Linked DNA regions of Homo sapiens: all the other regions are linked to region 4. Evidence: chromatin loops called from intact Hi-C (ENCODE). Cell type or tissue: Caco-2. All regions are shown on one strand. Links, peaks and the distances in the headings refer to the core of each region. The heading gives the core; the rest is flanking DNA.

Region 1 (5,261 bases), core at 537-4,536, 75 kb after region 4:
GTGTGGTGGCTCATGCCTATAATCACAGCACTTTGGGAGGCCAAGGTAGGTGGTCAGGAGATTGAAACCATCCTGGCCAACCCCGTCTCTACTAAAAAATACAAAAATTAGCCCAGCATGGTGGCGTACGGCTGTAGTCCCAGCTACTCAGGAGGTTGAGGCAGGAGATTCACTTGAACCCAGGAGGCGGAGGTTGCAGTGCGCTGAGATCGCACCATTGCACTCCAGCCTGGGCGACAGAGTGAGACTCTGTCTCAAAAAAAAAAAAAAAAAAAAAAAAAGGAATATTTGAAGTCTTACTGTTTCCTTCCACCTCCTGAATATGCTTAGCACAGGTCCACACTGAATATTTAGTGAATTAATGTCTGTTATATTAACATCAAATTGGGTTCCACAAATGAATACGTATCCCTACATTAGAATATCTAATCCTGAAAGCCTGATACCACAGGCTGACAACAACTATCCCAACACTTTAGGAGATGGATAGTAGAGGTCAGAGAGATTGAACAGGATGGCTTCTGTCCTGGTGTCGTTTAATATTTTAGTTATATAGTAATTTGTCTTATGTTTCATTTCACATGTAGGGAATTCCAAATGAAAGCTGGAGAATAACAAAGATAAATGAACGATATGAACTTTGTGATACATACCCTGCCCTCCTGGTTGTGCCAGCAAATATTCCTGATGAAGAATTAAAGAGAGTGGCATCCTTCAGATCAAGAGGCCGTATCCCAGTAAGTAGGAAGTTTGGATGAGCCTTTGCAAGTGCTTTTTTACTCAACATAATGCTGAGATTAATGAGTAGGAGAATGGATTCAGGATATAAATAGCTACAGCAGCAGGTCTTTCATGGGGATATTGGAGATTGATTTATTTAGTAAAGTTAAAACTGGAAGAAAGACTTAAAGAGGCTTCCAGAGAGTGTGATATGGGTATTAGATAACTGCACAGAATTGCATGATTCTTCACTGAAAAAGTTTGCTGTGTGTATTAGTCACTATTTATTTATCTTATTGTATATTCTTTAGTCATGATGATAAATGTTCTTTTTTTTTTTTAAGTCCTAGAAAGAACACCTTACAGATTTATAACTGGATCTTAGAAAGATGAGCTTAAATAATTTTAGGTACAAAATTCATAGATTCTAAAGGCTTTTAGAACTGAGCAGTTTTACTAATATATTAAGTGGGGTTTACTTAGCCCTGTTTCACAGTATTTTTTTCAGGAGATAACATTTCCCAATAATCAAATACTTTCCTAAATCAGTATCTGACTAAAGAATTAGACCAAGTTTTCCACATCCCAGAATTGGCTTGAAGGAAAGGTGATGATTTTTCTTAGCAGCCTCAGATGTCCTTTCATGGCCAGGCTTTGGATCCAATTAGAAAGCAGAGCTTTACTGAGTACTGTTTTTGAGAATTATAAACAGAGAAGTATGTAAAAGGTGTGTTACCATTTTTTCCTCATTAAGGTTTTATCATGGATTCATCCTGAAAGTCAAGCCACAATCACTCGGTGTAGCCAGCCCATGGTTGGAGTGAGTGGAAAGCGAAGCAAAGAAGATGAAAAATACCTTCAAGCTATCATGGATTCCAATGCCCAGTCTCACAAAATCTTTATATTTGATGCCCGGCCAAGTGTTAATGCTGTTGCCAACAAGGTCAGATGGTCTCTTAGTAATTATAATTATGGTTTCATGAATCAGCTGAGTTTGGCAGGGCCACAGTGTAGTAAAAAGAGCTCAGGCTCTACAGTGGTAAACATATAGGTTCTTGTCTTGGCTCTTCAACTTGATGGTGTGATTTTGAGTTAGTTATTTAACCTCTTTAGACCTCAATTTGTTTATTGGTAAAAATGAGAATAATAATAGTTAACAGTGTTGTTTTGGGAGCAAAAATCATTTAATAAAAAATAATGCATAAACTTTTGCTTACTTACATAATAACTAGGTGTTCAGTTATTCTTAGCTTCCCACTTCTCCAAAGTTGACAACTAACTGAGCTTATGACTCACTGAAGTCCCTGTATAGTACTGCTCTAGGAATAGCGAACTAGTGTTCTCGGTGACTAGTGGTGCCCTCTTCTGACCGTCCTCCACCTGAACAAGTTATTCAGACTGAAGAATTGGCAGTTAGCTGTAGCTGATTGTTCCAGCAGAATAAATATTAGCATTGTGGAAATTGAAATTTTGGTTCAGTTGACCAAATCTATAGGAGGAGGGAAGGAGAGAGAAGACATAACTACAGCAGCAGGTACCATTACTGAAAAGCGCTCATCTTTTCAAGTGTACATTTCAGTGCTTTTAGTATATTCACAAAGTTGTACAACCATGCCACTACCTGAATCCAGGGCATTTTTATTCTATGTGTTTCGGTGACAGGTTCTGTATAGTTGTTACCACTGCTGTCTTTCTAGAATGTTGCAACAAATTTGAATTGAAAGTTCCTGTCTTATTCCCACTCTTCAGAAGTAATCTTTAACAGGTATCCCTTGAAATACTGTAAATTCTATAATTGTGCCAAACGATTTCCCAGACTCTCAGTGTCAGAAAGGAAGCTGAACTTCTGTTCTTTCAGTAGTTTGTTGCTGGTTATGAGTTGGTGGTTTTGTTGTTTCAAAGGTGTGGGTCATATAATCACTTAATTTTGTATAATTTACTGCTCCAGTATTTTCCTAATTTGTTTCTATTAGGGCTCTAAGAAGTATAATTTTACACGAGTTAGGTAGGAGATAGAATATTTTATTCATGAAATATAAAAAGATTAAGTCCAGAAAAATAAGGTTCTTCTTTCTAGCCATAGCTTATTTTGAACACCAAATATTTTCTCATTCTATTTTGTAGATGTAGATTTAAGTCTTTGAGAACATTGATGATGATAGCATTCTGTGCTTTTATCCTTGTTCTGTCTTTTTATTTAAAGAGAATTATGTGGTTAAAAAAGAAGCAGGTCATTTTGATTGCAAAGAGTTTATTTCTCAGATATGAAGATTAAAATGAGGTGAAGAGGCAGGGAGGTGAAGAAGCATAGGTGAACCAGACATGTGGTCTCAGCACATGAAACTTACAGTCTGGTAATTTCAGTATATATGAAAGGAAGTCATCTGTAAGAACTTATGTTTGGGTAGGACTTGGCGTATGGGCTGGGAAAATTTAGTGCTTTACAGTGTTTAAATACCTTCCTATGTGTTTCATATTTAATTTTAATAATGGCCATATGGGCAAGTCAGACTACGTATATATTCATTTTGTAAAGAAGAACACAAGAAAGCGAGTGGTTGTGCTAAATAAGTTGTCCTGAGCCATCCACATTTTCCTGTGGAGTTTTCCTTGTCTCCAGTAATATGTATCATCTTTTATGCTATTGGATATTTTATGTCACTTGTTTACAGATGTGCATTCATTTATGATTTTCCATGATGTGTGCTTTTTTCCAGGCAAAGGGTGGAGGTTATGAAAGTGAAGATGCCTATCAAAATGCTGAACTAGTTTTCCTGGATATCCACAATATTCATGTTATGAGAGAATCATTACGAAAACTTAAGGAGATTGTGTACCCCAACATTGAGGAAACCCACTGGTTGTCTAACTTGGAATCTACTCATTGGCTAGAACATATTAAGGTGGGTGTGTGTTACTATATCCCAAACAAAGACTCTCTCTACCCCTTTGTTTATATTAGCTTTTTACTTATAATTGCAATCAACATGAAGGTACCTTTCTAAACAATGAAAAATGGGTAAATGCTTTGATACTTGGAACTACTAGTGAATTTTAATGTTTGAATGAATTGGTTTTTTATATTGTGCATTTGGTTATGTTGTATTTCTTTTGTTCCCCCTCCCATCCTATCTGAATTCGAACCATCCTTCAGATTCCAGTTCATATTTCATTTCTTCCATAAGGTCTTCCCAGATTGCATCCTTTTCCATTTTCTCTGAACTCTTTACCCTGTCTTTCCATCTAATCAGGAACTAGCGTGTACTTTGTTTGCTTTTGTGTGTCAACCAACGTATATTGCTAATTTATGGAGACCAAGACTGGATAAATCCTACATATATTTTTTTGTCCTCTCAGGAGCTAGGGCAGCACTATCCGTGTGAATAGGTACCCAATAAATATTAGTTGATTTGTGAAGTTAAAACCATTCTGATCAGGGAAATGAGGTGGAGTGGTTGCATGAGCCACACTGAGTGCTAAGTCATTCGCAGAGCACATGTCAGTGCTAATTTACCTAACATGCTAATTTAATCTAGTTATATTTTCAGATATGGTCTGTCAGTAACATAACTCACCAAAATGTAGACTTATGTAACCACATATATAAATATTAAGAGGTAATGGGAAATGCAGTCTTTCACGTTAAGAAGGAGGATACTTCTGCTCACATTAAAATCTCTGAAGTTCAGACAGAATTGAAGAGAAAACCAAACTGAATAAGAATTTTAAATAGACCATTTTTACTATTGTTTCCCTTTGAGAAGCTTAGAAGCTTGAAAATCACAAAGTATAAACACTACTCAGAGAGCATGTTCATGTGGCCCATTCATTAAATTATGTGATGTGTAAATATACAGCCTTAGGCTTGATTTGGAACTAACATAAATCGCTGTGTTTGATTCTGAAAACTCCAGATATTTAATTTGCAGTTTCAACATGGTCTCTAAAAGGCTGGCTATAACAGAATCAAATTTCCCTAGAGTTATAAGACATATAGTTGGGCTAAACTACTTTATTCTCCCCCAATCCTTATCACACAAAGAAAGTTTATTTACTCAATCACTCTCTTCTGGTCTCTGCTCAAATATCACCTTTCTGAGAGAGACCTTTCCCAGCCTCTTTACAAAATAAGAGTTCTACCAGCATTCCCTATAACTTCTATGGAGCGTTTTCACTTATTGCCATCTGGTATACTGTATATTTCCTTGTTTATTTGTGACTGGTGGGCCTCACCCAAATAGAATGTAAACTTCAGTAAGCAGGAACTTTGTTCCCTGCTGTATGGCCCGTGCCTAGAGCAGTATCTACCTTCTAGTAAGGGACTCCATAAATGTTTATTTAATGAATGAATGAACAATTACTACTTTGGATAACTCTTCCTGATCAATCTTAACTAAGCCTTTGGGTTAGTGATTCTTAACTTCGTATATGCACTAGAATTATAGGTGGAATTTATTTAAGATACTGAATTAGGATCATTGGACAATGAGGTCTAGGCACTTCAGGCTTACAAATGACTCTTGATATATAGTCAAGATCGT
Region 2 (5,261 bases), core at 580-4,579, 130 kb before region 4:
AATACATGTAAGTAAGATTGTTCATTTTTTTTTCTCCCAATGGAATATAAAACAGTAAAACAAACTCCATATATTTCTTACATGAAGAGCTCTCAAAATGGCGGCACCCAAGTTGTCAGCTCCATTTCCATTTCTGAGTCACAGATACACATATATGGCTGAAAGGAGGGAAGGAGCAGACAAAATACCAAACAGATGAAGAGAGAAAGGAAAGATGTTCCCAAACATGTTAACTGTTTGCCCACATGACTTATTGGTATGTTAATGTCTCACATCAGCCACCGCTAAGGAGAATGTCGCCCCTTCCTTCCCTCTTAGTTTATAAATGGAGTCACATTATGTAATCACCCTAATGAGGTAATAGAAACATAAGTACACAGGAAAATTTGATAGTGTTTTCTCCTAATTCATCCTCTGTTATGTTGGTCACCCCCCCATCCCATTAACCCTCCTTCTCTCTTCCAGACTGGCCCCCTCCAAATTGGCTGAGTTTCCCGTCCCAAAGGACATATTGTTGGCTATTGTTTATAATAAGTCTCTCCCCTCTTGGCAGGATAGAGAACAGCTGCTGGTCTATTCTCTGCCACAAAGACCAACTTCCTTCTTTTGCCCTGGATGATTGGAAGAAAGTCGGGGAGAAGAGCAATTTATAGTTGTGTTACAGTACCTCTATTTTCTTTTGTGTTTATTTATATTGCTTCCATTTCTGTCAGGGATTTCTGAGATAATCAAGATCATTCTGCTACAGAGTTTTCATTTGAGTAGGCTCTAGTGGCAGTTGGCATTTTTCTTCATTGAGTCAGACATTTTAGGACTCCAGGCTAGAGGAAGTAGTGAACATTTCTCTATGAGAGTTTGAGAATCAATATTCCTTTTTCTAAAAAAATGAACTCATGAATGTATTCTGTGTTACATGAACAATTAATGACTTTGAATTTCTCAAGGGAAGACACCTTGTCTTTGCCAACTTTCTGTTCCCCAAACTTAGTACAGTACCTGCTTCATAATGTTTGCCAGATGAAGTAAGTGGAGTGCTGAATGGAGTTCTGGTTTGTTCTGTGAAATGTAAGCTATGCTGACAGTCCAGCACTTAAGTCTCACCCTAGACTTCAGGCCAGGCAAGGCTCATCACCTGAGGTGGGACCTTCTTCTGAGATCTTTGCCTTAGATCGTTTCTGGCTCTAGGCTTCATTCTAGGCAAAGAAGCCAGGGAACTCAATGTTTCAGAATCTAACCCCCAGCAAAAGAAACCTAGACTAGGTACTGAATCTTCAGAGAGACTTGAGCAGCTCTGGAAGCAGAATGTGGAGAGCATTTCTCTGTTCTTTGTTAGGAGCAGAAGGAAACTCACAAAATGGAAAATTGGTCTAAGACTCTATACACAGGAAAGATCCAAATGGCATTGACACAGGGCATCAATGTGATATCAGACAAGACAGCTCTGGTGGATAAAAAGGAACCACAGCCTATCATTAAGGTTTCTCCTGAGAAGTGTTTGGAACTAAGGTTGGCTGATGGTGAAGGCCATGTTTACTAAAAACTGGGCAGAAGCAGAGTGGTGTCGTTAAGTCCAAGGAGTGTGACAAAGAGGAGAGTGGCTCCTGACTCTCTTACTTATTTCTGTATGAACTTAGCTTGATAAGCATTAATAATAGCAAATTTTCTCTGTAGTCAAAACAGTCCCCTTTCTGGGGAGTAAGAACTGGAGACCTGACAATTTCCATGTGGTAGATGCCTCATGGTAAGGGTTCTTAATGCATTTTCAAATTTCCTAGTATGTGTTCCTAAATGTATCATATGGATATTGATTAATATGGCTCCCTGTACTTTCTGTAGTCACTACCTTGGTTCACCCAACAAGCACTTAACAAATATGTTCCTGACAGACATGCAAAGAATGTATATGACTGAAAATAATACTAGGTGCTAAAGCCACTGAGAGGTCTGACTTTCTGATAGTTTGTAGCATTTTGCAAGCAATACAGGAAGAAAGAATAATAATAGCTATGACTTATAGAGTGTTTAAGACATGACAGGTACAGTTGTGGTCACTTTACATGCATTGTTTCATTTCATCTCATAGTCTAGTTTCTAAACGGAATCCTTGAAGACATACAATGCCACAATGCTCACTTCTGCCTAATTGTGAGCCAGGCCCTTCAGAACTGGACAAGGAAGCTGGTCAAGTTGGGTCAGAGAGTAGTTTAAGCCATCTCTGGAGACAGGGAGGCATAAAACTGATAGACAATTAAATCCAGGTAAAGTTTGCCCTTTTTCTGCTCTTTGCCTATCTCCCTGGTTCTCCTGATGCCTCCTGAATGGTTGCTTGTTAACGCAAATTAATTTTAACTGGTGGGCTTTCAGGCATTTGAGGAGATGGGAAAGTGGAGGCAGAAGACCCTGCATAGAAAACTGTTGAATGAAGTCCTTGATGTGAACCTCTATTTAGTTGCACATCACACTAAATAACACACTAGTTGAGGGCATGAGATCTAGAATCAGACTGCCTGAGCTCAGATGCCATGCTAGGGGTGTGACCTTGAGGCAGCTTCTGCATGCCTCAAATTTATTGTCTATAAAATGTGTAGAATAATACACATTAGTATTATTAGTAGGTAGAATAATACATACTTCACAGAATTCTTATTAAGGATTAAATGAAAGGGTCAAACTAAAGATTAAATGTAAAGGGTTTAACAAAGTATCTGGTATTTAATAAATATTGGATATTAGTATTACTGGTATTACTAATGATCAATATATACCTCTTTTCCTTCCATAGAATGTGAGGACTAATTGAGAGAAAGGACCTTGAATATATGTTTTATCTGCCACAATTCTTACCACATTGTAGATTCTAAATAAATATTGGACGGATGGATGGTTGGATAGATGGATGGATGAATTAATTTTAAGTTTCTATAGATAAAGGCACTACAGAAGACCTCCTTGTTTTCAGATCTCTTCCAGAAAGTCATGCCTCACAGATTATCCAAAGGAAATGACACTAAACCAACATGCAACAGCCAGCAGGGGGATTTCTTAGGCTCAGCTAGACATTTAGACTCCTAAGACTATCACACATCACATTTGACATCAGTCTGCCCAGAAGAATATAGGATCAGAACTATAGCTTGCCAGTAGGCCAGCATCAGGTATTCTTCTGCAATTAGAGCCATGGAAGCTCGGGTGCCAAATGATGAGATCCACACTGGGCAGGTGAAGGAATTGCCTTTACTTAAGAGCCTTATTTCCCATAGGAGTCAGTAACTCTTGTAACAACTCCATAGACATAGTTTGCAAGGTCCTCTCCAGAGACATGCTAGTTACAAGAACTGCTGCATTCAGGGAAGTCCAAAGCATAGCCAGCAGGTATTTGCAGTTCATTTATAGTTCCTCCCAGTCCAGATGCACTCTACCAATGAGGGGTCATTTTTACCATATGCAATGTTGCCTAGTAACATAGTTGACACATACCATCTTTATCTGTTTCCAGGGAAACCAAGTTAAGAAGTTAACCAAAGGTCAGATTCTCATGCAAAAAGGAAAAGAGTTTTTGTTAACTCTTTGCCTGCACCATCCAAATAGTTATTTACTACATAGCCTGAAAAACCCATCCAATGTCCCTGTGAAGGATTCATTCTTACATCTCATATATGCCACAAATATGTCCCAGAGTGGAATAATACAGGCATGGCCATATTTGCCAGTCGGTGTCCTCCCTTCAACAACCAAGAGTCAAGCCCAGTGATCTTTCACCCTATGCCTGCCCTTCACATCAGCCCCTACCGACAGTCCCATTCTTCAGAACTCAAGTGTAGTTGACTCTCTCACACATACACTCACTTGTATAAATACCCAGGGATGTCAGTTTCCTTAGATCTGTATGATCTTAATAGATTATTAAATAGGTCCAGGAGCCACACCGGTAAGGATCTTTTGAGTTTTACCCTTCCTTACTGGGTTGTTTTGAGGGTAAAATGGAATAAAATGAGATCAGAGAGGTAAAAAGTTGAAAGGACCATGGTAAAAATCTATGGTAGCTTTACTGTTCGGAAAGAACGTGAGTGAATTCCAACACGGTTGGATGGGGTTTGATCTACTTAAGTGAGTAGCTCAGAGAAGTCGTGACTTCCCTGATTTAAATTATTAATGATAATAAACATCTTTAAGTAATTAGGGAAATTTTTGACCAGTGAGAACCACTAAACTCCCAAGTCATTCCACATTAATGAGGTGTTAGAGATTTCAATTAGCACACACTTGAATTAGTAAAAGGATTAAGTACTCCATTTATTCTTCTGCCTGGATGATAATAGTAGTTTCTGTTTATTAAATTCTTACTGTATACCAGGGACTGTGCAAAATGCTTTACTTACAGCCTCTTGATTAGTCACCAAGTATTATTGGCCTTACTTCTTAGCAAAAACCAAAGCTCAGAGAGATTACAACACTTGCCCACGGTCGCTCAGCTATACATAGTGGAGCCAAGAGTTTAGTCAGGTTTAGTGTTAGTCCAAATCCTATGTCCTGTGTTCAGTGATATCTTCATGGAGATGCTTTATAAACTATGCATTATTTCTATTAAGCCAATCTATAAACACACTGGGAACAGATTCCATGTTTCCTTTAAAAATTACTTTTACCTTCTTTGTCAAAAAAAGAAAAGGGACTTTATTGAAATGGAAAGAAAGTTAAATTTGGATGAAAATATATGTGAGACAAAGGGAAATCTTCATTTTATGTAAATTTCTCTACTTTATATTATTACCTATTCTAAAATGGAGTTGATAATACAAATGATTTTAAAAGGACACAAAGTACAAAGAGGAGTAAAGAAAAATAGAGCATAGTATGCCAGTTCTGAAGTCACCACCCTGCAGCTCATCTTGTCCAAGTCCTTTTAAAGGAAATAGTAATTACAACTCATTATCTACCTTGAAGACCTGCTAAGTAACATGAGAACAGGTTCCAAATCAATAGAATTCTATTTGAGATATTAGAAGCATCACTGGTTCATTATAGTGGAAAGTTTAATAGCTCTTCCAAAAAATTTTCAGCTACATGTTTTGTCTGCTTATAATGTACTTGAACACATATTCCTGCCAAGAAGAAAAATTAAACTAAATTCTTCCACTATGGCTAGCACTTTTCTACTTTGTTCTGATTAATTCATAGATCTGTGCAACGAAAGAATTTGCAATTGGCAAGCAAAATTCTAAATTAGGCAGTTTAATTGTCAAGTAAATTTTAAAACTTGC
Region 3 (5,261 bases), core at 757-4,756, 61 kb before region 4:
CTCTCTTTCTCTCTCACTCTCACACATACACACACACACACACACACACACACACACATCCTGTCTTCAGTATAAACGGTAGAAACACCTAATTACATAAGAAAGAATGACAGATGCTTTTGGAAAAGAGTGGATTTCAGAAAGTCCATGCTGGCATAAAATCAAAACTGTCATCTCACACAACAGTTTACAGCAGAGCTGGTTGAACATCACCACATTTGGGTTCATGGAACATCTCAAGCTGTTTCTTAAACATTTAGGGTTTGGGCAAAACCAAAGAGCATTTCACCAACCACTTTTTCCCTTAATTTGTAAACCCATGTTTAAAAGAAATGTAATCCATATGTTTCTGATTCATTTACACTTAGCTCATCAAAATTGTGTTTTATATGAATTACTTATGTGCAAAAAACTGTGTCTTTCAAGCCTTTTTCTTAGCAACAAGAATTTAAATTTGGTTTGTTGTTGTTTTAAGGCTTTTTCCTCTCCTTTATAGTAGACTTATTCTACTAAGAAGGTTTGGAATGTGATGGGAAACTGAGAAACACATGGTTTAAGTCAGTTCTAAGTTAGGCAGTGCACATTTGTTTTCCAGCTAATTTACCCATGTATCTATTACAAAGTTTTCTTTTCTATTTGTTGACTTTTCTATAATTATAGTGTTCTCCGTCTACCTATGCTGATTATTTTTATTTTGAAAATTGAGATTGCTTTGGGATGCATACAAAATTGCAGTGAAGTCATTCTAAAAACTCCCTGATCCATACCAAACAAGATAAAAAGCAGCCCTTAATTCCCAAAGCTGATATGATACTCACAGCCAAGCTGTTTTGTTCTCTGTTGGGTATAAACAATCCTACAGAATGTCAACCTCAGACAGGGTTACTCTGAGACCATGATAAAATGAGACAAAATAACACTTCATAATTTTGTCTAAAAACAGACACAAACAAGGTCACTGTGCAACCTCCAAAACACCAAACACCCCCCTCTGTTGTTAAATGAGTGATAGCTACTTCTTTATTCAGTTAGAATTGACTTTACTTTGTGACAGCTTCCAATCTAGAACAAAGCCCCATTTCCTTAGACTCTTCCGAAATCACTCAAAGTCCAAATCTCAGGACAGATTCTTTCTAACATTCTCCTACTGAGACACCCTGTGACCCCTCATGATGTGTGTTCTCCCTTGCTGCAACAAGTAATAAAGCCAACAGCTGTGTTCCTAGTGGTCTTTGACTGAGGATATTGACATATTAAAAGAATGTCTCTTTTTTTTTCTCTTAGCTTCCAAAGTCACCTATTCTAAAGATCAAAAGGCTGATTCCAAAAGGAAGAAATGAAGGGAGGACAGCAAACCTGTGCTTTTAGAATGGGGAGCTGAGAAACAGAGTAGCAAGGGGCCTCGTATTGTGTGTCAGGAAAGAGCCTGAGTTTTGGACTCAGGATTTGGTCTCAGTTCTACCACTGTGTGACCTTGAGCAAGTTACTTAGCCTAACAAGGCTTTAATTTCCTTATTTTTTAGGTGGAAATAATCATACCTACCTTTAAGAATTGTTTATGCGAAGGTAAAAAAGAGATAAAATTCATATAGTGCCTATATCGGTACCTGTTGGTTATCTCCTGACATCTCCTCCTACCTAGGGTCATCAGATTTAACAAATAAGAATACAGAGCTGGGCGCGGTTGTTCATGCCTGTAATCCCAGCACTCTGGGAGGCTGAGCTGGGTGGATCATGAGGTCAGGAGTTCGAGACCAGCCTGGCCAATATGGTAAAAGCCCATCTCTATTAAAAAAAAATACAAAAATTTGCTGGGCGTGATGGCGGGCACCTGTAATCCCAGGGGCTCAGGAGGAGGAGAATCACTTGAACCAGGGAGGCAGAGGTTGCAGTAAGCCGAGATCACACCACTGCACTCCACTCTGGGTGACAGAGCAAGACTCCATCTCAAACAAACAAACAAACAAACAAAAACAAATAAGAATACAGAATACCTACATGTTCTGTATTTTATCTGAAAACCCTACCTCCTATGCTTTCCCCACTGTGTGGGACCAGAATTCTACGTAGGTACCTGCCAAAGCATATCAGATGTGCTATTCTCATTGAATAAAGAAGTAGCTATCACTCATTTAACAAGAGAGGGGGGTGTTTGGTGTTTTGGAGGTTGCACAGTGACCTTGTTTGTGTCTGTTTTTAGACAAAATTAGAAATTAGCATCTTGAAAAATCACAGAAATTTAGTTCTCATTGAAATTGAATTGCAAAATAAAGAAAATAGGAGTAGTTACTAGAACCAAAACACATGTTGACTGTTATGGAAAAGTAGAAATTATACTTCCATACAGGAAGTTTATTGAAATTGAAAAGATTTGTCTCTGAATTAAGACTACAAAATAAGGTCATGATTTGTAACCCATGATTGCAAAATTGTTCTTATATTTTCTGAAATTTTACAAAATTTTACATGTATTTTCACAAGTGAAAAGGGAATGATGCAACATAATATGCTTTCATATCATTTCTCAAGGAGAAAATTGCTCCACAAGATCAGATAAACCGACATTTGTCAAGGCCACCTCCAGATTATAAAGACCAAAGAAGAAATGTGGGCAATATGCAACCAACTGCTCAGTATTCTGGTAAGTGTTCTTAAAAATTAATAAAAATTATAGCTGTGAAAGGAAAAAAAAACTTCAATTTTCAATAATCCCTGTAACTCACATATGATTATAATATCTTTCTTAGAATTTCTAACTCCCATTTGACTTTCATGCCAAGACTACAGTTAAATATTTTTTAGTCCTTTCATCAGTTTTTGCTTAGTCATGCCCTGTACTCACATATTTCACCACTCTCTGGACTACCTCTGAGAATTCAAAAGAGCTAAATATTTTTCTGTTAGGTTCAATCATTCTCCTTCCAAAGATATACCTTAACCCAGGTAGTAGAAGGTAAGCAGACATTTCTCCCTCTTAGACAGGCACATGTGTAACTTTCACAAATCCTAGTCTTTTTGTATCCACCATTGAGCCCATCTCCAAGGTTTCCCCTTCAAAGACAAATGGTCCTGCCACCAAGGAATACTTGAAAAGCAGATTTAGTTTTCACGAAGTCTCTCAAAAACACCAAAGGTGAACTCCATTTAAATCACAAAGCAAATCTTCTTAATAGCTCTCTCAGTATAAAATAAATGGTAAGTACAAAAGTCCCCCAAATTCTCTCTCCTCCCGCTCATGAAACTCCAAAAGAACCTTTCCCAAACCCAGCCTATATTGCTCTGCCTTCTCCTATTCAGCAACTATTCAATACGCTTCTGCCCAAAACTGTCTAAAATGCTCTGCACTTTTTGATGTAAGTTAAGTTTACGCTCTTGGGTTTCCTAAGTTCTCTCTGCCTTACCTGTTACCTTCATCTGTCCAGGAAGCCATAAAGAAGATTCTCTAAAGAAAGAAAGGCTGTGAACACCCCTATTTTATAAATACTTCCTGGTACTGTTAAGTGTACTTTTAAATATGTTGTCCTGACTTATTTAAACCCCCTCAAATACAACAGGTTGCCTCTTTCAACTAAAATTGAGAATGGAGCTGGGCTCAGTCGCACGTGCCTGTAGTCCCAGCTATTCTGGAGGCAGAGGTGGGAGGATTGCTTGAGCCCAAAAGTTCGAGGCCAGCCTGGGCAACATATTGAGACACTGTCTCTAAAGACAACAAGTAACATTAGGAATGGGATGTATGTTTTCCACTCTCTAAGATTACTTCGCCTCAGAGCAAAAACAGGATTCTCTAGTTGATTGTCTCAAGGAGGCTGAAAGATAAGATGCAGTTTCCAGCCATGTGTTGGTTAATGTTGGGGGTATGTTCTGAGAATTGCGTTGTTAGGTAATTTCATTGTGCAAACATCATAAAGTGTACTTATACAAACCTAGATGATCTAGCCCACTACACACCTAGGCTATATGATATAGCTGATTGCTTCTAGGCTACAAACCTATACAGCATGTTAGTGTGATGACTACTGTAGGCAGTTATAACACAATGGTAAGTTTGTGTGTATCTAAACATAGAAAAGGTACAGTAAAATATAATTAAAAAGATACAAAATGGTACATTTGTATAGGGCCCTTACCGTGAATGGAGCTTGCAGGACTGGAAGTTGCACTGGGTGTCAGTGAGTGAGTGGCGTGTGAATGCAAAGGCCTAGGACATCACTGTACACTACTGTGGACCTTATAAACACTGTACACTTAGGCTGCACTAAACTTATTTTTAAAAATTTCTTTCTTTAATAATAAATTAACTTTTACATTAATTTTTTTGCTTTGCTTTACAACTTTTAAATTGTTTAAACTTTTGACTTTTGTGATAACACAGCTTAAAATACAATCACATTGTACAGCTGTACAAAAATATTTCTTCTCTATATCCTTATTCTAGAAGCTTTTTTTCTATTTTCTTACAATTTTTAAATTATTTTTAATTGACATATAATTGTTCATATATATGGGGTACAGTAGGATATTTTGATGTATGTAAACAGTGTGTAATGACCAGATCAGTGTTGTTAGCATAACCATCACATCAAACATTTATCATTTCTTTGTGTTGGGAACGTTCAAAATCCTCTTCTTGGTATTTGAAAACATAGTATAAATTATCCTTAACTATAGTCATCCTAGAGTGCTACAAAACACCAGGACTTATTCCTCCTATCTAGCTGTAATTTTGTATCCATTAACCATCTTCTGTCTAGCTTTTTCTCCCCACATCCTCCCCACCTCTAGAAACCGCAATTCTATTCTCTACTTCTATGAGAGCAACTTAGCTTACACATATGGATGAGAACGTATGGTTCTGTGCCTGGCTTATTTCACTTAAAATTTTTTAAAAATTTTTTGTTTTTATTTTTTAAACTAAGACACAAACACACACAAACACACATTAGCCTAGGCCTGCACAGGGTCAGGATCATCAATATCACTGTCATCCACCACATCTTGACCCACTGGAAGGTGTTCAGGAACAATAACACACATGGAGCTGTCACCTCCTATGATAACAATGCCTTCTTCTGGAATATCTCCTGAAAGACCTGCCTGAGGCTGTTTTACAGTTAACTTTTTGTATAAGTAGAAGGAGTACACTCCAAAATAATTATTGAAAGCATAGTAAAAACATTTACTATGCTTTTTATATATGATAAAGGAAGATAAAAAATGTTACATATGTGTAGGGCACTCACCATGAATGGAGCTTACAGGAC
Region 4 (5,261 bases), core at 734-4,733:
CAGTTGGCTGTAAATGCATGTGTTTATTTCTGGATTCTCTCTTATGTTCCTTTGGTATGTGTGTTTGTTTTTATACCATACGCTGCTGTTGGTATAGCCTTATGTTTATTTATATTTTGAAGTCAGATAGTCTGATGCCTCCAGCTTTGTTCTTTTTGCTCAGGATTGCTTTGGCTATTCAGGCTCTTTTTTAGTTTCATGTGAATTTTAGAATTTTTCTTCTTTTTTTGTGAAAAATGACACTGATATTTTGATAGACATTGAATTTGTAGATTGCTTTGGGTAGTATGGTTATTTTAACAATGTTAATTGTTCTGTTCCATGAGCATGAAATGTCTTTCCATTTATTTGCATCTTCTTCAATTTCCTTTATCAGAGTTTTATAGTTTTTCTTGTAGAGGTCTTTCATTTCCTTGGTTAAACTTATTCCTGGTTTTTGTTTGTTTGTTTTTGTTTTGCAGTTTTTGTAAATGGGATTGCCTTCTTGATTTCTTTTTTGGCCATTATAGATGCATAGAAATGCAAACTAATTTTGGATGTGGATTTTGTATTCTGCAACTTTATTAATTTATGAGATCTCAATGGTTTTTTGGTGTAGTACCCATACATGAACTGTTGTCAGTCTATGATGAGATCAACGCAATATTGAGAATAAGTGTTTAGGAACTTTCACGAAACTTTCAAGGAGTAATATCTGTTAAATCTAATAAACAATTTGGCCTTGTATTTTGCAAACCTTTTTCTTTAATTTTCCTAGTGCAGTTATCCCTTAGTATCTGCAGGTTATTGGTTTCAGGACCCCCAAGGATAGTAAAAGCTAAAGATGCTCAAGTCTCTTAAATAAAATGGCATTAGTGTCTACATATAACCTATGCATACCCTCCTGTATACTTTAAATCAACTCTAGATTACTTATAATATCTAATACAATGTAAATGTTATGTAAATAGTTGTTATACTGTATTGTCTTCTATTTGTATTATTTTGTTTTTTACAATTTTTACAAATTTTTCAATCTGTGGTTGGTTGAATCTGAGGATATGGAACCAACTGTGATTAATTTTTCTTATATTTTAAAAAAGTTTTGGTTGGTGATGGTTTGAAAATTAAAAACAAAACACTGTTCCTTCTTGCAGATAGTTTGAGAAAAAACAGCCCAGATTATAAATTGAAAAATTAATAACTTTTGGTGAGGTCCCAAGTTAACCATGTTTTTTCATTTTCTTAGAGTTCATTAATTAATTAGAGTTCACTAATTAATTTCCAGCTGATATTCTTTGCTTGTGTTTTCACTCTGAGAAGTTACCATTTTACCAGTCAGGTTAGAAGTCAAGCAGTAAGTTCAGTGGAAAAACAAGTAATAATAAATCTACTTAGTGAGACCGTACTGTGCAACCGACTCTGCACAGAGAAAAACAACCTATTACGTAGATATTTTTATTCCCATTTTATTCCCATTTTAGAGATGTGAAACAACTTAACCACAGCACAGAGCAAGTGTAGAGACAGAACCGGGATTCCGATGAAGATCTGTCTGGTTCCAAAGTCTCTACACTTTTACTACACTGTTCTTTATTAATCACTAGATAGAACCATACACATATTGTTACATCAGGCAGAAGGTTTCGAGGGTTCTATTAACAAAGTGCTACGAATGAACTGGGTGGAAGAAAGTACATAGGTCTCCCATTCAAGGGTTCATCAGCCTTCACTAAGGAAATTTAAGTCAAAGTAGCTGACAGTGAGTCAGCATTTTGGAAGGCAGGTAGAGATGGTGAAGAAATAAGGAAATTCTTCTATGAGTCATGATAGATATTTAAGCTTGTTAAAAAATGTTTTTGACTACCTACTCCCTTTGCCTACAGAGTCCAGTTAAGGTATCTTAAAAATTATGGAAATAAAAACAATCGGTCGCTGTCTGTCCTCGCCAAACTCAAAAAAGGCTAAGCCTTTTGTGCTTAAACACATACTCATCAGTAACTATTCTACCTTACACTGAACATAACTAAGCTAGGTTGTTCTTCTTGGGAATGTACTTGCAAGTTAATACTGCACTGCAACTATAAGGTTTTTTAAAAGACATCAGTTGTACATTATAAATTAAATCTAGTTTAAATCAATATAATTCAATTTATCCTAGCAAGGAAGTTTTTTAAGGATGGTCTGATTTTTTTTTTACAGGAATAATCTTTGCATAATTTTACACCCCATACATGAGATGATTAGGATTCAATCTCAATCAGAAAAATCCCTTTATGGTGTCCTTATGGCTTTCCTGTATCCTAACAGAAAAATCCTAGCAGAAGCATTTCCCCTTTACCCAGTTCCTGTTCTCTTATCACAGTTCTATTCCTCCACACTCCCTTCCTGCTAGGCACGGGAATTTGAAAGGGCAGGGAAAAATCGGTGAAAGTTTGTCTTCTACTTGGGTAATCCAACACCACCGCATCCAGTAGTATATAATTCTTTTTGCATGTATATCAGATCCTCCCCAATCCCTCTCCCATACCTCTTTCTCACTTTTCTCTCATTATCCGGTCCTCTTGTTTTCCTTGACCCCCACATTCCTGTCTAAATCATCCTCCTGGCCTCAGGTCCTTATCGCCTTCCTGAGACCCTCATGTTTAGTGTTCCCTCATTCCTCTTACACCTAGGATTTCTCCTCCTTCCATAAGGGTCTGGTCCTTCATCCCTCCCGCTTCACCAGACCCCCTCACCCTGGGAGCCGCCACCTCCCTTTCCCCAAGACCAGATGTCGCGCGGCCGGACACAGCCAGCACGGAGAGTCGATGCCGGCGTCTGAGCTGCGCAGTGGGGTCTTCCCGCTGCCCAGCAGCCTACAGGCGCGGTGCACTCTGGGGGAACATGGCCGCTTCCGGTCTCCCTCCCGGGCCGGCGCTGGCCTGACTGCGGCCCCGGTCCGTAGCACTCCGCCCTCCGCTTCTCCCGCCCTGTAGCCGCGAAGACTGCTTCAGCCTTTCCCTGTGCTGCCCCTGCCGCGCGATGGAGAAGAGCTCGAGCTGCGAGAGTCTTGGCTCCCAGCCGGCGGCGGCTCGGCCGCCCAGCGTGGACTCCTTGTCCAGGTAACCAGGACGCCCAGGGCCCCGCCCAGCGTCCGAAGGGGATGGAGAGGGGCCGGGGACCTGCTGGATTGTTGCCCCAATTCGCGGATTCTGGTTTCTGAAGGCTACGCCGGAATTCCTTCCCCGGGACTTGGGAACCACTTCTGCCTCCCTCCCTGGGGCGTGGAGGCTGAGGAAAAGGAGGTTAAAACTCGCTGCTTCTTTATCGATTCCTCTACCTTTCATATTCCGATCTCGTTTTCTCCCCGATGGAGGTGGTCCCAGTTAATTACTTTCTCCTGTCTTTCATTCCCTCTCAAACCTTTTTTAAGACAGTTCCCCCCGCCCCCATTCTTTTCCCCACATTTCCTGTCTTTCTCTGTCACTTTTTCCAAAACCATCCTAAAGTCAGTCTTTCCTCCTCCACCCCTTCTTATGTCTTTGGTTTTTGGGTTCTTGCCCAGCCCTTTTCTCTCTTTTCATGGCTTCACCTTCTTAATTTCTTTCATGCTTTTCTCTACACTCTGATTTTCTTCTCGCCTCCCTTTTTGCTTAAATATGTAAATAAAAATGTCTCCTGTGCTTCTCTTTTCTAAATCTTCCAGCTGAAAGTCAGTATCAAGGAATCTGAGTGGTTTTTATCCCCAGTGATAGGTTTAAGAAAACAAAATGAGTGGTAGTTTTCTTCCTTCTTGGGCTACTGGTTCTCCACGTTGTCATTTCTCTTGTAACAGATGGGAATTTTATCCTGGAATTTTGAGGAGGACTTTATGCAGCTTTGCAGAGAGCTTTTATGAATATTAACTAGACGCGTTTTGGATGCAGTCTTTTTCTTTGATTTTAAAATAATGATTTAAAAATTTTTTAAAAAATAATATAAGACCTGTATTTGCTTTTTATGCAGCCACGATGAAATCTGGTTCTTTTCCACTGAATAATAGTCTAATTGTTATTAGAGAGTGATTCGATAACTGCTGTGTGAAAACACACAATTTTCATTTTCTCCTTCAATCAGTTGAAGTGGCTCTATTATAATTCATTTTGGATTCTGCTAAATATGGGTAGTTATTGCCTTTTTTCCTGTTGATGTTCAGCACCTCACTGGGGAACCACTGTCTGATCCCGTCATTCTACATTGCCATATGCACTCATAGCTCCCTGCACAGTCGTTTTTCAGAGTCTTTAATAAGCACACTATAATTGTTGGCTTAAAGTGCCTTTTCTACCAGGTTATAAGCTATTATACTTGAGGGCAATCTTAATCATCTTCATATCTCCAGCACTTAACATAGTCTCAGCATGTGATAGGTGCTCACTAAATGGTTTTTTTTTTTTCGAATTTGTAGCCTGAATTATCCAGGAAAGGAGGATTTTTCTTTGCAGTTTGATTATATATATTGCACGTTTGAATCAAGTATTTTTTGAATTCTGTATTTATTGCTTTGAAATTTGGAAAGCTGAGGATTAACATGTTCAGTTGTGTAATTCATTCAGAAAACAGGTTGGAAAATTCGAATTTTATGGGAAAGTTACAAATGACAACTATGCCTCAGAATAGCATAAGAGGCAACCAGTACTCTCATCCAAGGCAGAGAAGTTAGAACCACATGAAGCAGCACAGTATGTTAGAAAGAAGGAAGTACTGGAAGTTAGGAAGCTCCCATGCTGAAGTCTCTGGCTGAGCTAGCTCTTTGGTCTTTTCATTTAGACTTTCTAGTCTACAGTTTTCTCATCTTTTAAAATAAGAAGCTTGATCTAGAAAATCTGTAAGGTCCCTTGGAACTCTAACATTGTCATTTTTAAAATTTTAATGACAATACTAAGATGAATGCATTGATATTAATTTTAAAGATAATTCCTTTGCAAATAACCTTTGTTTTGGATTTTTGCAATTACACGAAATAAGTGTCCTTTATTATTACAAACTAATATACCTAACGGTGCCACTTGAACATATTTATTTCCTAAAACAGAAAGCCCAGCAAGTATAAAGATTATATATGTATATGAACTTCTCTATAAAAAATTATGTTACTGACAAATTTGAGAAAATTAAGTACTCCTCGAGAGAATTGTGATATAGTAGATTAGCCTAATCCTCTCTGGACAAAAATATAAGTATGATTCCTATTTTCCATAAGAGAATGCCAGCTTTCATTACTCTCCTCTGGAAGGTAGAAAAGTAACATTTACTTAATG
Region 5 (5,261 bases), core at 440-4,439, 170 kb before region 4:
AGCTATTTTGGGCTAGACACAATGGCTCACAGCTGTAATCCCAGCACTTTGGGAGATCAAGGCAGGAGGACACCTTGAGTCCAGGAGTTCCAGACTACCCTGGGCAACATAGTGAGACTCCATCTCTACAAAAAAATTTAAAATCAGCCAAGTGTGTTGTCACTTTCCTGTAGTCCCAGCTACTCCAGTGGCTGAGGGGAAAGGATCACTTAAGCCTGGGAGGTTGAGGCTGCAGTGAGCCAAGATTGTGCCACTACACTCCAGCCTGGATGACAGAACCAGATCCTGTTTCAGAAAAAAAAAAAAAGAAAAAAAAAAAAGCTATTTTGACTAAACTAGTAACATTTCTCAGGGTCCAAACCTTATGGAACAAAGTTATGGAACAAATTTTCTAGAAAGATCTAATATGCCTCCTCTGACCCTTACACTAAAGACAACAACAAAAAGGCCAGGTGTGGTGGCTCACGCCTGTAATCCCAGCACTTTGGGAGGCCGATGCAGGCAGATCACTTGAGGTCGGGAGTTCAAGACCAGCCTGACCAACATGGTGAAACCCTGTCTCTACTAAAAATACAAAAATTAGCCAGATGTGGTGGTGCACACCTTTAATCCCAGCTACTCGGGAGGCTGAGGCAGGAGAATCACATGAACCTGGGAGGCGGAGGTTGCAGTGAGCCAAGATCGTGCCACTGCACTCCAGCCTGGGCGAGAGAGTGAGACTCCATCTCAAGAAAAAAAAAAAGAAAGAAAAACAACAACAACAATAACAACAAAAAACCCTAAAACATAAAACAACAAACAAACAAAAACACCTCACATGTTTTCTTGAAGGAGTGAAAGTACGAGTTACTGAAATTCATAAGGAAGCATGCCCTGGCTCCATGTCTGCTCCAGTGCTTTCACCCAGGAAGGGCATGGAGTCCAGATGGGGCTTCAACTTGCATCCCAGCTTTGCAGTCCCATCAGGAGGGGCAACAACACTTTGTGTCCATCACAAAGCTTCATACACCCCTTCACTTCTGGTTCACATGAGTGACAATACATTTTCTTCACAGTTCCGGTTCTCAGGGCTTCACATTCTCGTGACTTCAGAGTTTAAAGGAAAATAATCAATGGGCAAGTATGGTGGCTCATGCTTGTAATCTCTATAACCTTTGGGAGGCTGAAGCAGGAGGATTGCTAGAGCCCAGGAGTTCAAGACCAGCCTGGGCAACATGGCAGTACTGCATCTCTACTAAAAAATGTATAAAAATGTCTTTAAAAAAGTAAAAACAAAAGGTAAATAATCACTGAAGCAAAATTCTGGTGGAACCATTAATTTGCTTGTGAATTTGGTATGAAAATATTCCCCACAACCCACAACCTCCTTTTTAGCATTGTTTTACTGCTCCCACTCAATAGTTAGAAGGATCCCGTTTCCCAGGCACTGAGGTCAACGAATAATTATTAAAACACCTAGAATATGCCCAGCATTGTGGTAGGTACTGAAAGAAACTTGGAGAAGTATAAGGCAATGAATGCCCACCCTCAAAGAGCTTAAAATCTGGTTGGGCAAACCTAATTACTGTGTGGCCATAAAATAATATCTAGTAATACAAGGAAGCTCAGATCTTGGTAGGGCCAAATAAGAAGTGAAGATTCTTTCTGTGTTTAGTAAAAAGCCTGACAAACCTATTTTGTGCTAGGACTGGAAAGGCAGAAAGGAATTACTCTCACCTCCAAGTACTTGAGGAGCTAGAATTTACTATTCCTGGATCCTAAACATTTTTACTTCAAGAATCAAATCAAGAGTCATATATTAGCTTTCGGATTGGTCTCTTTCTAATGTTATCTATCCCCAGTCCTATCTCTAATCAGCCATGAGTAAAATAGCCCGAGGAAAGTTTGCAGATGATGGAACCAAGATATTCCCTTGAGTATGTAGGCAGTGGCAGATTTGGTTCTTGTGTTTATGCCTGGTTGAGAAAGACAGAAGTCTACCTGGGGTGAAAAAAAGTGACCTATGGACTGAATTGTTACCTTTGTGTGGCACATTCCCTGTTTCTAGGGCAGCACCGGAGACAAAGAATGCATTTATTTTGTGGAAAGGGATGGGGGCAGGGGAAGAAACAGAAACCAGAGGATTGTGCAATAATGGCATTTTCAAATCCCTCCAGAAAGTTTATGTTTCAAGTCTTTTGGAAAAGTGAAGCATAGCTACTTAAAAAGAAGCAGTTTACTGAGGACCCCAGCCCCAGTTCTGCTGTGCAGGATTTTCCTTGTTCCTAGGCGTTCTCATACCTTCAACCCCAGCTGTTGGGGCAGGCAGGCTACTGTGTCTGGAACCCTGCCCCGGACAGGCCTATGCCTTTCCCCAGCAGAGACCGCAGGCCTCAAATAGCATCTAGGTGTCCAAATGGAAGAATGAGAACAAGGACGGGAGTGAAAAGAAACAGTTTGCTGGATCTCAGCAAAAGAAAGTACAGTGATTTCTGTGTCATCTGCAAACCAGACTGGACTTCCCTTGTTGAAAATCATTCCCAAAACAAGCCCCTTCCTCGGATGGCCAGTGAAAGGGTGATATTAAATGCACAGTCTCATGAATTAAACGTAATTGTGGGGCACAGATTTATCATGCAAAATAAAAAATGCTTCTCACCCACCTAGGTAGTGGGAAAAGTGCAAAGATTGAGTGTAGTGCTGATTGGAAGCCTTTACATCCTGCTGCTGGCTTAATCATCTGCATATTTTCCCTCATGCCAGGGATGATTTGATAGGATATGGTTCAGAACTCTCTCTGGTGCTTAGTAAATCTTTTTGACTGACCGAATGACCTTTGTCTCTTTCCTCTCCTATATTGGAGCCTCAGGAGTGATGGCCTGAACTTTCACCATCAACCTCCCACCAGTGATGTCATCATTCTCTCCTTGCCATCCAACCCCCTGTGTCCCGAATGCCTTTACCTCTGCCCTGTGCTCACAAGGCATCTTCATTCTATTGGACTTTTGTCTTGGCTGTCTGGGCTATCTGTGTCCAGCACACTGTCAGCATTTGGCAAGGTAGAGGCCGAAAGGGAAGACAGCAGTATGGCTAGTGGTTCAGAATTAGGACTTTGGAACGAGACATGTCTGGGCTGGCATCCTGCCTCCATATCTTTACTGTGTAATCTTAATGTCAGGAACCTCAATTTTTTCACTTATGAAATGGGTATATAAGAGCACAAGCCTCAGAGAGCCATGAGATTAAACAAGGACTTACACCACAGAGTGCCTGCCTAGAATAAGCCTTCAGTATACAATAGTTAAGAGGTGAGAGGCTTTCATAGAACATAGGTACCCTTGCCTTTGAAGCCCCTTATTCCTTAAAAAATATTAAAAATTATATTTTATGACCGTGTTGGCAAAAAGATAAATTAATATATTTTGAAACAGTTCTTTAACCTAAAATCTTATTTTTTTCCTTCTGTTCTATAACTGTTGTGAGCCCTGGGCACTGTGTGTCCCATGCCTAATTGGTAGGTCAGCCCTTGGGTGAAAGATTTGTTTTGGAGATCCTTCCCTTTACCTTTCCAGTATCATTAACTGTTTTCTGGAAGATTCAGGCCCTGCAGCCCCTCAGGATATTACTACCCTAATACTTCTCCTTTCTCCCTTCTCTTTTCTTCCAGCCACCCAAAAGGTCCACAGTGTGGAGCTCCCAACTCCCATAGTCCTGCCCCCATCCTTCTCTATTTAAACCCTTGCCTTTATTCTCTACCATTCCCCTGGTTAGGTCTTGTTCCCTTAGAGCTTTATTCTTGTTCTGGTAAGTTGGCTTTGAATTTTCTCATAAGCTATTTGTCCTTGAGGTATTATTGACTGTTTTCCTCCTCTGTTGCTTCTGGAGTATTTGCATCTTGAGAGACTCTATACCATAATTCAAACCATGTATCTAATGAAAGAATTTTAGTCCAGCAAAGGAGATATTTCAAAGCAAAAAGTGATCCTTGAGAATCATTTAGATTGTATGGTGCTGGTGCCAGTAGCTTGGTGCCTACTGCATGTAGGCATTCACAGTGGGCCTCGGTGATATAACTAGATTAAAAACTTCTAGAAGGCAGGGCACAGCCTATCCCCAAAATTCTCTTGGTAAAGTATCATGCCCAGTGAAGTTTTGATGGGTGTCTTTTATCCTAATGGAATCACACATGACTTCTTCTGTCCCCCATCTTAAGGAATCCCTCCAGCTGTGCTTGGTGGTGACCTTACACCACCACACATAGTGCCTGGAACACAAACTTCCCTCCTTTAGTGCTTGTTATTTTCTGGCTTTGGGCAGGATAATGATCTCAGAGATAATCCCATTTATAAAGGAGAAGAAAACTGTGGCCCAGAAAAGTTGAGTATTTTCCCTAAAGTAACAAAACAAATTAATGGAAGAATCGGGACGAGATCCCTGGCTTCCTGAAGACACAGGTGTAGGTACCATTTACCTCTGTCAGGGCCTAGGGTGTCACTTACTACAGAGCACAGGCTGTGCAGTGGGAATGTGTGGTTTGATTCCTGACTTCATTGCTTACTCTGTCTGTCCTTTGAAAAGATACTCAACCTCTAAACCTGTTTTCTCATCTGCAAAAGCGGGGAGGGGAAGAAATAATATCAACTTTATATAGAGTTGTGAAGATTCTGAGAGTTGTGAGAGTTAAATAAGATTATCCACATAAAGTGCTTAGTACGATGTCTCACATGCAGACCTTCAATAAATGACTCATTATTATACAATTATCACTAATTCTATTACTGTCTCTACACTCCTCATAGCCTAAAGAAAGTGTGAGTGCTGTTTCCCAGAGCGCATACTGCACTGCCCAGGGAGTGGCCAGAGCAGTGAGAGAATCTGGCTGAACAGGTTTTTTCAAAGCAGTGGAAAATAAATCAAAGGTGATAACCCAAATTCGGAAAAAGAATGTACTCCTTTGTTTGTTCTTTCCTAGTTGTGAAAGAACCTTCAAAATGCAATTTATGCTGAAATAAATCAGAAGCAACATGGCTGACTCTCTCTGGTCTGTGTTCTTCCTGACCCCATGAGGATAGACAGTGGTAACTCTGAGTTTCTGCTGGATGTGGTGATAGCTGACCATGTTCTGTGATGATGTCTACACCAGTGAGTGGACAAGATTAGGAGTCAGCAAATCATGCAGAGACAGCAGAGATGTGGGGAGAGGGGAAGCTTCACACCCAGGTACAAAGCATGCCTAGCCCCTTGCTGCAAATTGTTCATCACTAAATGTGAAGTCTCAGGCA
Region 6 (5,261 bases), core at 759-4,758, 220 kb before region 4:
CCTCAAATTCATATGTATAGTTGCTCTAAGAGACTTTCAGAGCTGCATGCCTGACAAAATCAGACCTTCTGTTTTATCTGAAACAACCCCCCAAAGAAAATCATTGAATCTGAATGAACAGAACAATTCTTTATGTCCACGGGAGACAGGCAGACAAAACCCAATAAAAATGAAGAAAGAAAGAGACATGGCAATGATTTGTTTTTCATAATTACTTATTCAGAGTAGAAAGGAGCAGGGGAAGAGGGTTCCTTTTAACATGTCCCGACGTGACAGATGAGGTGTGCTCGTCGTGTATACGCAGGAGAGATGAATGCACCACAGTCTTGTTAAAGGAGATGCTTCTCATTGGACAGAGATATATTTCTATCTGGAATGCTGGAGATAAACACCCAGCATTTTACTCCTCATTTTCATTATGCCTAAAGCCCCTGACTGTTCTTTCAGAGTGGCAGGTGATGTGACTAGCATGCATCAGACCATTCTTTTCTATGTCCTGTGGCAAAAACAATCCCCCTTTTAAGACACAACACAGGGGTACCCCAAGTGCATACTTTGCTCCGAACAATACCCCTACAATGTGCATGTGATAGATTCGGAAATCATACTGGAGTGTAAAAAACTACATCATCTCTAAATTCATTTTCCTTTCCTTATAACCAGTTTACTTTGGTGCAAAATTTGCCCAAGAAGGGTTTTAGCCAGAAATCAATGGAGAGAAAGAAAAAAGGAAAGTTTTAGTTAAATTGTCTTTGTTTCTTCACCTACGTGGAAAAGGTAAAGAAACTTTTTCTACTTAAAGCACATAGCCTTTGCTCATGGAAGAGTCGAATCCAAAAGTTTCTGACTTGAACTATAAAAGCCATAAATCAGATCTACGATTTAAAAAAATATAAACTAACACTATAATTTTTCATGTATCTGATTAAGGGAGGGTTTAATGCATTCATGAATCATTTCCTAAGACTGTTATGAATTCAAGGATAAAGGATGAAAAAAATGATAAGTGCAGGAAGTATAAAAATAAGGGTTATGCTATAAACTTTTATGTATCCATATTACAGTCATGTAGGGACCTAGATTGTATCTAAAGCCATGTAAATATATAAGTTAAAACTTGGGGATTTGTGGGTAGCTGGGAGATTATAGTCCACATCACTCATCTTATAGAAAAGGAAGTATTGAGGAAAAAAGTTTAGCTGTATAGCATATATAGTATTATTTCTTCAGTCATGCATATAATTACTTATTACAAATTTTCTTGCACCTACAATGAGCCAGATACTAAGTACACTACAATGAGTTTGACACTAACTCATAAGTGGGTATTCTATAAATGGTTTCTTAATAAATGAAGGATAGAACATGATCTCACTCTGGGGTAGCTGAAAGGTTGAACTCAAGTCTCATGATCCCCAGGAGATCACATGGCCTTTCATTTTCAGCAAAGAGTGTGCCAAAACAGGTTGGTCTGGCACCATTTTTCTCAGAGCTTCTGCATTAAAAAAGGCTGTCAACTGCCTCTTTTCACTTTTAAAGAATCTCAACAAAAATAAGTAACCAACAGCATTTTCAACATCAAACTACTTCTCTCTTACAAACCCAAATGAACAACTGTCAATAGATGAGGAATCCTCAAGTTTGGATGACACAATCCTGCCTCACTGCTGTATTCAGAGTCCATGTTGTAGGATGAGGAGTGTAGAAAACCCTGATGCTGCCATTTACTGAGTACCTATCTCATGGCAAGTATTTGAGGTCCTTTACACAGAGATTTCATCTAATCCTCAAAGTAAACTATGATATGGTGTGATCAGCTCACACAGTTGAAGATGCTGAAGGTCAAAAATGTTAGACAACAGACTCATAACAGCTGGCAGGTGATATATCTTAGATTTGGACTCAGCCCTTTCTGACTCTGAGTCCCATGGTTTGTCCCCTGTCCTGCCTCCCCGATTCACTGCTAATAGCAATATTGTATACAATTCTTAAAAATCATTTCAACTATGAGCAAGTAGTGAGTACATATAGCCAGACTGGCCCTGAGCATGGTTTCTCATTTTCTCTTGTCAAAACCTACCAGATCTCATGGCCTGCTCAAGGATCCCAAGAGATGGAATTCCTTATAAGAAACCTATCTGGTTTCCTTCAAATAGTTAAGCTCCTGCTACCAATAATATTATAAAAATTATATCCTGAGGGTGCTCTTATGTAAGATACCATGCTACCACAATGATATGGATATATAAACCTTTTCCCTCACTTTGTGGTTATAGGAGTAGATTGAAAATCATCCATATTTTATGTGATCATACTGCATGTCACAATGTTTGTGTGTGGCACACACACGTGTAAGTATACAATTTTTTTTTTTGAGACGGAGTCTTGCTCTGTCACCCAGGCTGGAGTGAGGTGGCATGATCTTGGTTCACTGCAACCTCCGCCTCCCAGGTTCAAGCAATTCTCCTGCCTCAGCCTCCCTAGTAGCTGGGATTACAGGCACCCACCACCATGCCCGGCTAATTTTTTGTATTTTTAGTAGAGACGGGGTTTCGCCATGTTGGCCAGGCTGGTCTCGAACTCCTGACCTCAGGTGATCCGCCTGCCTTGGCCTCCCAAAGTACTGGGATTACAAGCATGAGCCACCACGCCCGAACAAGTATACAATTTTTAAAAGCCCTCACACATCATGATTTTATCAGGACAGTCCCTTTAATAACTTAGGAAACTGTTAGAGGATTTATTTTAACACAACAAGTAACAGGTTACACAGCTAATAAGTGAAAGAGACAGGACCAGAACCCACACGTCTTAACACCTAGACAAATATTTCTTCCACTGTGCCAGGCAGTTGAAAATTCCCAGCCTTATCATGTGCTCTTCATCTTTTCCCTAAAAATTCACAAGGCAGCATGATGTTATCTGACTTATCACTCACTGTAAATATTTTAGCATTTAAATGAGGAGGCAGAGTAAAGAGAAAAATGTTTCTGTAGAGATTTTTGCAGAGATAGAGAGTTCTTGGTCTCCATCCAAGGATCTTGAGCGTTTAATGAGACTACTGTCCACGAGTTGGTACAGGGTTTAGCAATATCATGGTAGCTATTTGGCGGCTCATGGTCTTCCTCAAGGTCTCCAAAGGGAAAACAGGAAGCAAGGCTTAGTTCTAACAGAAGCTGGACTCTGGTCTTAGCCCTAAATAAAGCATGCCACCTCTCTGAGCTTCAGTTTCACTATTTTTAAAATGAAGGTAATAATTCCTGTTTGCCCAACCCACAGACTTGTTTTTGAGAGTCCAGTGAGGTAATGCATGTGAAACTTCCTTGAAAACCATTAGTATTAAATGCCATACAAATGTAGGGATTATTATTAATATTATTAATGGATCACAAAGATTCCATAGCACTGAGAAAATGATGAAATGAAAATAATCCAATGCATTGGAAGTTGATCAGGGCAGCCTTCACTCCAAATTACCTTTGACTTGTCCCCTGTCACTCCCTAGAATCTAAAATGAGGAAAGTCATTTCTCTTCCACGGGATTTGTATAAGAGTGAAACAAAATGTCTGTGAAATACCTAGAGTAGTACTTGGTATATATCTGGCCTCTTTTCTAAAACTTCCCGAGATGAAACCCTATCTCTCATCAGATAGCCTGCCAGATGATCTAACACAGGATAGCAAGTATTCTTATTATTTGTTACTGTTTCTATTATTCTCAATTTAAACCACTTCCTATAATTTCACAGTAAAAACAGAGCCATTCATCAGATAATAAGCCCAGTGGTCTCTCTCTTCTAATCTTCTAAGGTCAGCTACATGGAGGGGAAGGGGGCAGGTAGCACAAATATCTGAGGAATTATATAGGGATTGAGGGCCCTAAATCCATGAAAAAGAGCTGATTAATTCCTCTACATATGGTTGAACAGAACCCACTTCTACCACTTACTCTATTCGTCCCAACCTGCCTCCCTCTTCTCCCCTCATTCTTGGCTTACTGGAAGATTTAACCATAGCTAAGCATGCTAGTCAGCAATGGATTATAGACACTGAGTTTCTTTCTCAATAAGCATTCTTAACTACATTATAAAAATTCTTCTCTAGATGTACGTATTTGTTTAAAGTCCTTTGAGACTCTAATTAATGTTACTCAGCATCTTCCCAGCAATGTGATCCCAGTTGCTAATTGTTTTACCTGGTTAGTAAAAGGTCTTATCAGTTAGGCTGCAGAATTGAGACGAGAACTCCCAGCTCTGAATAAAAAGCCCAAGCTCATTTCTTTATGTCATACTTCCAGCCATGAAATTATTAGACTCCTATAAACTCATCATTTCAATTGCTGTCCTGTTCCTTCATTCTCTACCAGACCTCCCAAGCAAGAACTCCAGGATGATACTTAGTGCAATTGTGCTAACATCTTCAAACACTGCAGTGAGGTGTTTGAAATAAAATGTGTAATTATGGTAGTGGAAAGCTACATCTGATTCCAAACAAACCTCACGTTCCCCCAGCTATAATTAGAGAGCAAGGTTCGCGGCACAGATTTTCCCATGAAATCCAGTTCAAGTAAGGCTTCTGTTCTTTCAGAGGGGCTCCTGGAGGTGGAGATTGTGATTAAATGGTTTGACATTGGTCCCCCTTCCACATTCTAAAGAGATTGTCTATTATCATTCTTGGAGTCTAAAAGCACAAAATATGTGCAAGGAATTAATGTTGTTTGGAGTTTTGGATAATAATCTTCCAATTTATTTGTCTCTGAACAGGGACAAATTAGAACAGGGAAGGAAAGTTACAGACACACACCCACAGAAACCCACGGACCAAAGTGTGCAGAAGTAAAAAACCGCCTCTTAAATGTCTCCAGAGAAATTTATGGAAATCGGAAATCCCTGCAGCTTCGGATAAAACTAGACATTGTTTTGAATAATCTCACAGGCCCCTGCAACTTAAAATCCATAATAATAGGAGCAAGAGCGACATGACCGAGGGCTCAAAGATTTTCCTGTTTCCTATTAATATTTGAGGACTGTCCATCTGAATCTTCTCAAAAGCATAGATTTCTTGACTGCCCTTGGAGGACTTTTGTAATTAGGCATATTTAAGCTGTACCATGTTATACTGCTACAGGAAGAATCCCATTTGTCAGCAGTTTTAAACTTTGCCAAATAAAGGCTTATTGGCAAACGGCAGTGAACACTCTGATAATGACCCAACTTTAGAAAACACACACCCTGCTGTGTTGTATTCAAGCCACAGTTCTG

The links. A loop is a pair of places that touch in the nucleus more often than their neighbours do. Peaks named below come from ENCODE experiments on the same cell type or tissue, not always from the same donor. Only the 100,000 strongest peaks of a DNase experiment are listed, where the experiment ranks them.
Region 1: it touches region 4 in a loop (4-fold over the local background); 16 of 110 quality-filtered maps call a loop at or near these places.
Region 2: it touches region 4 in a loop (6-fold over the local background); 4 of 110 quality-filtered maps call a loop at or near these places.
Region 3: it touches region 4 in a loop (2.7-fold over the local background); 8 of 110 quality-filtered maps call a loop at or near these places.
Region 5: it touches region 4 in a loop (2.5-fold over the local background); 2 of 110 quality-filtered maps call a loop at or near these places.
Region 6: it touches region 4 in a loop (3.0-fold over the local background); 5 of 110 quality-filtered maps call a loop at or near these places.

What each region holds. Positions count from the first base shown.
Region 1 is chr11:95,846,076-95,851,336 of GRCh38, reverse strand. It overlaps MTMR2 (myotubularin related protein 2), which reads left to right. Exons shown (of 15, transcript NM_016156.6): 8 at 588-737; 9 at 1,475-1,663; 10 at 3,438-3,623. Among named protein-coding and RNA genes, the nearest start is that of CEP57, 58 kb to the right of the region's middle. In Caco-2, for the core only: a CTCF peak has its summit at 2,095 (motif pointing left); a DNase peak (open chromatin) is centred at 2,076.
Region 2 is chr11:96,048,799-96,054,059 of GRCh38, reverse strand. All of the region lies in intron 2 of MAML2 (mastermind like transcriptional coactivator 2), which reads left to right. Among named protein-coding and RNA genes, the nearest start is that of MTMR2, 130 kb to the right of the region's middle. In Caco-2, for the core only: a CTCF peak has its summit at 3,047 (motif pointing right); DNase peaks (open chromatin) are centred at 3,050, 3,389 and 3,749.
Region 3 is chr11:95,982,911-95,988,171 of GRCh38, reverse strand. It overlaps MAML2 (mastermind like transcriptional coactivator 2), which reads left to right. Exons shown (of 5, transcript NM_032427.4): 4 at 2,530-2,641. Among named protein-coding and RNA genes, the nearest start is that of MTMR2, 61 kb to the right of the region's middle. RefSeq lists an enhancer at 2,224-3,423. In Caco-2, for the core only: no CTCF peak of the experiment used is centred there; no DNase peak of the experiment used is centred there.
Region 4 is chr11:95,921,697-95,926,957 of GRCh38, reverse strand. It overlaps MTMR2 (myotubularin related protein 2), which reads left to right and starts at 2,851. Exons shown (of 15, transcript NM_016156.6): 1 at 2,851-3,083. The coding sequence starts at 3,004. RefSeq lists enhancers at 2,634-2,763, 2,824-2,873. In Caco-2, for the core only: no CTCF peak of the experiment used is centred there; a DNase peak (open chromatin) is centred at 2,917; H3K4me3 peaks cover 3,118 bases.
Region 5 is chr11:96,095,795-96,101,055 of GRCh38, reverse strand. All of the region lies in intron 1 of MAML2 (mastermind like transcriptional coactivator 2), which reads left to right. Among named protein-coding and RNA genes, the nearest start is that of MTMR2, 170 kb to the right of the region's middle. RefSeq lists a silencer at 4,977-5,261. In Caco-2, for the core only: no CTCF peak of the experiment used is centred there; DNase peaks (open chromatin) are centred at 2,035 and 2,965.
Region 6 is chr11:96,143,122-96,148,382 of GRCh38, reverse strand. The region is part of intron 1 of MAML2 (mastermind like transcriptional coactivator 2); the gene reads left to right. Among named protein-coding and RNA genes, the nearest start is that of MIR1260B, 200 kb to the left of the region's middle. In Caco-2, for the core only: no CTCF peak of the experiment used is centred there; a DNase peak (open chromatin) is centred at 2,794.